2 separate regions of the Homo sapiens genome follow, and region 1 is linked to region 2. A link is a contact called in ENCODE Hi-C or POLR2A ChIA-PET data. All regions are on one chromosome and are shown on one strand. The core of a region is the stretch at or near the end of the contact, and the rest is flanking DNA. Distances in the headings are between cores, read along the strand shown.

Region 1 (3,262 bases), core at 491-2,990, 47 kb after region 2:
GTTTTAAAAAATAAACATTTAGTAAGGAAAGGCTTATCTGTAATCATTCTTCAAGATTTTGAGTCCAAAAACTATTTCTTGGGATCCATATTCCTTCACAGTCTAAGCCTCTTAGAAGAGTGTGATTAAAAAATTGCGGCCGGGCACGGTGGCTCAATCCTGTAATCCCAGCACTTTGGGAGGCCGAGGTGGGCGGATCATGAGGTCAGGAGATCGAGACCATCCTGGCTAACACAGTGAAACCCCGTCTCTACTAAATATATTAGCCGGGTGTGGTGGTGGGCGCCTGCAGTCCCAGCTCCTCGGGAGGCTGAGGCAGGAGAATGGCGTGAGCCTGGGAGGCGGAGCTTGCAGTGAGCTGAGATCGCACCACTGCACTCCAGCCTAGGCGACAGAGCCAGACTCGGTCTCCAAAAAAAAAAAAAAAAAGAAAAGAAAAGAAAATTGGATTAGTACTTGGAGACAAAAGATTTCCCAGCAAAAAGCCTCATGGATCACAGCGTACATATACCCTCAAATACGACTTGTGGAAATGTTTCCATAAGCAATAAAGTAAATAATTTTTAAAAACACACTGCTTCCTCAATAATTAAACATAGAATTATATGATCCAGCAATTCCATTTGTGGATATATACCAAAAAAAGTGAAAACAGGGACTCAAACAGATGTGTACACCCACGTTCATAGCAAAATTATTCACAACAGCCAAAAGGTAGAAGCAACTCAGGTGTCCACAGATAGATGAATGGGAAAACAAAATGTGGTGTATACATAGAGTAGATTATTCAGCCTTAAAAAGGAAGGAAATTCTGACACATGCTGAAACACAGATGAACCCTAAGAACATTATGTTAAGTGAAATAAGCCAGTCACAAAAGGACGAATATGGATTCCACTTATATGAAGTACTTAGAGTAATCAAATTCATAGAGACAGAAAGTAGAATGATGGTTGTCAGGGGCTGGGAAGTTAGTGTTCAGTAAGCACAAAGTTTCAGTTGTGGAAAATGAGAAAGTTCTGGAGATGGTGGTGATGGCTGCACAACAATGTGAATGTACTTAATGTTGCAGAACTATATATACACTTAAAACTGGTTAAAATGGTAAATGTTATGTATTTTTAAGTGACAACTTAAAAAATGGAAAAAACCTCACAAAAAAACATTAAAACAGAAAAGCAATGACATACCTTCCCTCTCCACTCCCTTTTTTAAACATTCCCCCCAACTTCATGTTCCTTTTAATGACTGGAGTGGGAGTATCTTACATCAGAATGGGAATACAGTTTACCAAGGGCTTTTTCATGTGTTAAGTCATTTTATTCTCACAATAACTCTTCCATGTAGACAGCACAGGCATATTCTCTATTCTCCAAATGAGGAAATCAAAGTAGAGACTTTAAAGTGACTTATCCAAAGTCAAATAAAGAGTAAAATGGGCCAGGTGCAGTAGCTCACGCCTGTAATTCCAGCACTTTGGGAGGCCAAGGTGTGTGGCCTAGGCGACAAGGGCAAAACTCCTCTGTCTCCAAGAAAAAAAAAAAAAAAAGAGTAAAATGGCAAAGCCAAGACCAAAGACCAGGCCTTCAATCCCTCATCTAGTGTGTGTCTTATCCCCCCAACCTCCACACCCCTGCTAAACAAGAAAGCGTCTCAAAAGTCTTCAGTGCTATACCAACCTTTCTGAAGGAAGCTGCCACGTCTACCTCATGCTTCTGTGTCCACTGTGCTGCTGTTTCTATTACTCAACCCTTAAGTCTCCAGTTTCTACTTTATCACCCAACTGAGGTAAAGGGACAGATCTTAATCTCTCTAGTGCTGTGTATTGTTGAACAGTAAAATGTTTCTTGATTGTGATTAATACTCCATAAATATCAAATCTCCTAGCATTCAAACACAGAGGACAATTAAATGACTAAGCTTCTCTAATCTCATCCCTTCCTATTACTTGTTTTTCCTTCCTTTGCAGGAGATACTTTTGTAATTTTTGTAATAAAAATGAAAAAATATACAATAAAAAAGTGGAGAAAATAGTTAATGGATCTCTACCCATTGCCAAGTTTCAACCAACATTTACCAATTGGCAGGTGTTTTTTTTTCCCCCTTTAGAAATGGGGTCTTGCTCTGTTGCAGAGGCTGGGGTGCCGTGGCACAAACATAGCTCACTGCAACCTCAAACTCCTGGACTCAAGTGATCCTCCTGCCTCAGCTTCCCAAAGTGCTGCAATTACAGGTTTAAGTATCAACTATATCCCAGTCCACTATCTACCCAATCCCAGTAGAATATTCTCAAGCAAATCTCAGATAGCATATTATTTCAACCTGTAAATATTTCCATATTTACCTCTAAAAGGATGTAAAGCAACTACAGACTATCATATCTAAAATAAACAATAATTCCTTAATATGAAACTCCTGGGCAGTGTTAACATTTCTCAAATTGTTTTTTCTTTGTTTGAATTAGGATCCAAATAAGGTCTACACACTGTGACTGGATGACTATGTCTCTTCAATCTCTGCATATGGGTTCCTCCCCCTTTACAATTTTTTTTTGTTGAAGAAATCAGGTTACCTGGTTGTTTCCTATAGTTTGGATTTTGCCAAATGTATTACCATGATGTAGTTTAATAATGTGCTTCTGACTCTTGTATTTACAGTAAATTGATAGAGACCAGCGTGGGTAACGTGGTGAAACCCCATCTCTACTAAAATAATAAAAATTGGCCGGGTGTGGTGGCACGCACCTGTAGTCCCAGGTACTCGGGGGCTGAGGCACAAGAATTGCTTGAACCTGGGAGGTGGAGGTTGCAGTGAGCTGAGATAGTACCATTGCACTCTAGCCTGGGCAACAGTGACTCTGTTTCCAAAAACAAACAAACAAAAAAACCAAAAAACTTTTTTTTTTTTTTTTTTTTGCCAAGACTGCTTCACAGGTGGCAGGTAGTATGTACTTCCAACAGTTAAGTTCAAAAGTCTATTGAATTCCCTTTTTTTGATATTAACAGTTATCAATGATCACCAACTAAAGCAATCCATTAACGGGGTTGAAAAACGATCACATGATAGTCTATCATTCTTTCTTTATTCACTAGCTGGAAAAATTCTATAAAAAAAACTCATCAACTATTCAGTTGTCCTGATGCAGTCTGTATAGAAAGGACAGAATAAATGAGTAATTTTTTACTTTTATTTACTAATTTTCAAAACAATTAGTAATAGCTTCCTAGCATCCTTAAAGACAATCAGTGAGTTTTAAAAAGTT
Region 2 (3,640 bases), core at 394-2,893:
CCCGAGTAGCTGGGAGTACAGGCGCGTGCCACGACTTCCCACTAATTTTTGTATTTTTAGTAGAGGCGGGATTCTGCCATGTTGGCCAGGCTGGTCTCAAACTCCTGACCTCAGGTCAGCCTGTACTCGTATTTTTAAACTGAGGTTAAAATTCACATAACACAAAATTTATTTAAAACATTTTAAAGCGTACCATTCAGTGGCTCTTACTATACTTGTATTGTTGTGCAACCATCAACACTAATTCCAAATTTTCATCAACATTATGCTTTTGTAATACTTTAGTCATTATATGAAATTATATGAAATTTTTCATTCTAGTACTTCCACGAATCAGTCATGTTTTATTAAGCACCTAAGAACATAATAATAAAAAGTATCCTTTTAAAGCTGCAAAATAAGACTTTCTGATATATTTATTTTAATAAACTATACCCTGTCCACTAAAGGATTTTGCTGGTGGTAAAAACTTCCATTTTCACCAGGCAACAGTGTCAATTTTCAAGACTGATGTGCGGCATGCATTTCTATATAAGAACCACCAAATTTTACACAAGGTAACTAGTGCAAGCTAATTTTCGGAGCTTACCTCTATCTGCTATTCTTTTCATCAACTGATGCTCTCCCCATTTAATCAGATATTTAAGGATATCTTGTTCACTTGCCTATAATAAAAAATGGTTTATATTTATTTTAGTGAAATTAGATAAGTGGTTAATTTCATTAAGGACTTTTCGTAGGTGGGAAATAACAGCATGCAACTTACCATGTTTCACTCTTTCCATTGGCTGTTTGAAGTTTTAGTGTTAAATCTGTGGTCCATCAACAGGAAATATACAAGACTGCATTACATATATTTTATCCAGTAACCTCAATCTTGGCTCCAACTAATTTTTAAATTTCATTTCTATCTTCTTTTTCTGTAATCTGCTCCCTTCCTATTTTATTTTTTCATTTTAATTTTTCCTTTTGAGATGAAGTCGTACTCTATTGCCCAGGCTGGAGTGCAGCAGTGCCATCATGGGTCTCTGCAGCCTCAACCTCCTGGGCTCAAGTGATTCTCCCCGCTTCAGCCTCCTGAGCAGCTGGGACTACAGGTATGTGCTACCACACCCAGCTAATTTTTTTTTTTTTTTTTGAGAGGGAGTCTCGCGCTGTTGCCCAGGCTGGAGTGCAGTGGTGTGATCTTGACTCACTGCAAGCTCCTCCTCCCAGGTTCACGCCATTCTCCTGCCTCAGTCTCCCAAGTAGCTGGGACTACAGGCGCCCGCCACCACGCCTGGCTAATTTTTTTGTATTTTTAGTAGAGACAGGGTTTTACCTTGTTAGTCAGGATGGTCTCGATCTCCTGACCTCGTGATCCGCCTGCCTTGGCCTCCCAAAATGGCTAATTTTTTTTTAAATTTTTTGTACAAATGGGGTCCCACCTGTTGCCAAGGCTGGTCTCGTACTTCCGGGCTCAAGCAACCCACTTCCTATTTTAAATTTATTTTATCTTACTATGTGGTTTCTATATAGCTGCCTTAAATTCTCTTTTGGAAGAAAACAGAGATAAGTAAATGAAAGTGTAAGTATAGGGTATAGGCAGAGTAACTACTCTCTCCTGGAGGGACAGGAAAAACAAGTCAGTCAACTTGTTTTGGCAGAAGAAACTACAATCTCTACAAGGTATTCTACTGGTTAGTGAAGCACAATCTGTGAAATGGCAATGTAGCCCTCATTTCTTTGTATTTTATTTAAAATCTTAGAGCAAATCTAGGCTGCTCTCTGTTTTTTTTTTTTTTAATACTTTCTAAGAAGGAATGCAAAGCTCCTAAAGACAATAATCTAAGAGAACTAACAACTTCTAACACAAACATAAAGCGTCCAGTTTTGATCAGGACAATGAGACAAGGTTAATGAACAAAGATTCTCCATAAATCAAGCCCAAGTATGCCATCTGTACTGCAATCAAAGCAACATACAAAGGAAAAGCACAGATGCTGAGTGTATTATTTAACTCTCCACTGCATTTCTGACTAAAATGGTAGCATTTTATTATTTTTCTAGTACAAATACAAAGAAATAGGAAGTGGTTCAATGGGTTTATGTCTTTAATAGCATTAAAACGGTTGTACAGTTTTTAGCATAAAATTCATATAGCCAATGCACAAAAATTAAGCTTGGATATACTTTGCCTGTAAGTATTTTCTGTAATGTATAAAATCTATTATTAATGTAAATTTCCAAATTAAATTGACATTTAAGTCAAGAACACAAGAATTTGCTAAAAACTACTTCTGGTTAAAAATAAGTAGTTGAAAACATTACCGTACTTTGGAAGAATACATGCACTGAGTTTTGATAAAAATGTGAGCAGATCAGAAATTGAATATTATTTTTACTTTGTGCTGCTGAAGCTACTGTCTTACAATCTAAGTATGTGATGCTCCACCAAAAGTAAGAAACCACTATAGAGAAGCTACATTAATAGAAGTCAAGAAAATCATGTTGGGATGTGCTTCTGACCTTGCCTACTGCCCCAATCTCTTTTTGGTGCATTTGGCTGGGACCTGGGCTTGTTCAATGTTGAGTCATGGTAGCAGTGTACATGAAGAGCCAGTGAGCCAGAAGGCTTTTGTTGTACAACTATGAAGAGGGCAGTCCTGGGTGGTTTGATCACAGCCTGTTTCTCTTCCCCTGCCCTACCCTAGATGGAAGAGTAATAGAGCATAGATGGGTTTCTTGGCGCACATATGAATGACAGAGTTTGAGAGGTGTTTAAATGATTACCTGTAGGTAGTCAGACTGGATAGCAGTAAGCAGATGGTCTTTGCTGAGTTCATAAAAAACATCCGAAGTCATGACCTGGGAAAATTCCTCACAGAGGAAATGTAAAGCTTGTCGGTGCACCCATTTAGAGCCATATGGATGAGAACTCCACTTGAGGATGGCAATTAAGGTATCTAATGAGATGCTCTCAGCAATGATATCCTCACAGCCTAAAAGAGAAGGCAAATACTTCTTGAGATTAATCATAAATATTACTTATTGAACATTAGTGTGCTAGGCACGATATTTAAAAGTCACAATAGCAAAAAAGAACTCAAGGAGATAAATAAAATCTCATGAAAATCACCAAGACTTGGTGGGATGGGTAAACAATAGACTATGGCATCTATAGAAAATCTGCTGCCTTACAGAGATGGATCTACAGAAAAAGGCAGAGAATCCTCCCAAGTTCAAGATAATAAACATCTATGTGCAAACCAATAATGTGAGTAAGTCAGTATAGAGGAAGACATTGGACCAAAAGGGAAAGAAGAGTAGGCAAAAAGGCTGCAGTGGTGGAAACTGGCTAGAGGAAGGAAGTGGATGACACCTGACTGATGAGAGAATGCACACCTCAGAATAAGGTAGGTGGGCTGCCAGCTATGCAGACATCCACTCTTTGTATGAAAACATAGCACCTTGCATTGTTGACAGTTTAATCCTTCAGAAAATAGACAAAATACATCTGAGCTTAATTCTGGCAAACTTGAAAAAGTAAGTGAAGAGGACCAGGATCCTGGAGAAAGCAACTATGGCATTTCAAGAACTCAAGGAAGAAAAGAAAACCTAAGGAGACTCAACTCTCCTCCTTAGGAAAGATCATTTCAAA

The links. A loop is a pair of places that touch in the nucleus more often than their neighbours do. ChIA-PET counts read pairs that join two places held with the same protein, here RNA polymerase II (POLR2A). Pooled maps may share reads with other maps.
Region 1: a map of PC-9 shows a loop between it and region 2 (5-fold over the local background). The contact joins two enhancer-like sites. A Hi-C loop is called at or near these places in 2 of 168 maps with a recorded cell type or tissue (PC-9 and heart left ventricle) and 1 of 50 pooled maps. POLR2A ChIA-PET finds 5 or more read pairs at or near these places in 8 of 52 experiments (A673, AG04450, K562 and 5 more).

Annotation. Positions count from the first base shown.
Region 1 is chr14:93,307,876-93,311,137 of GRCh38, forward strand. The region is part of intron 1 of BTBD7 (BTB domain containing 7); the gene reads right to left. Among named protein-coding and RNA genes, the nearest start is that of BTBD7, 24 kb to the right of the region's middle. Within about 2 kb of position 1,741, at least 2 of the 41 ENCODE cell types and tissues checked have a DNase peak (open chromatin) inside an H3K27ac peak, as active enhancers do.
Region 2 is chr14:93,261,013-93,264,652 of GRCh38, forward strand. BTBD7 (BTB domain containing 7) reads right to left here. Exons shown (of 11, transcript NM_001002860.4): 4 at 2,773-2,981; 5 at 590-665. Among named protein-coding and RNA genes, the nearest start is that of UBR7, 56 kb to the left of the region's middle. Within about 2 kb of position 1,644, at least 2 of the 41 ENCODE cell types and tissues checked have a DNase peak (open chromatin) inside an H3K27ac peak, as active enhancers do.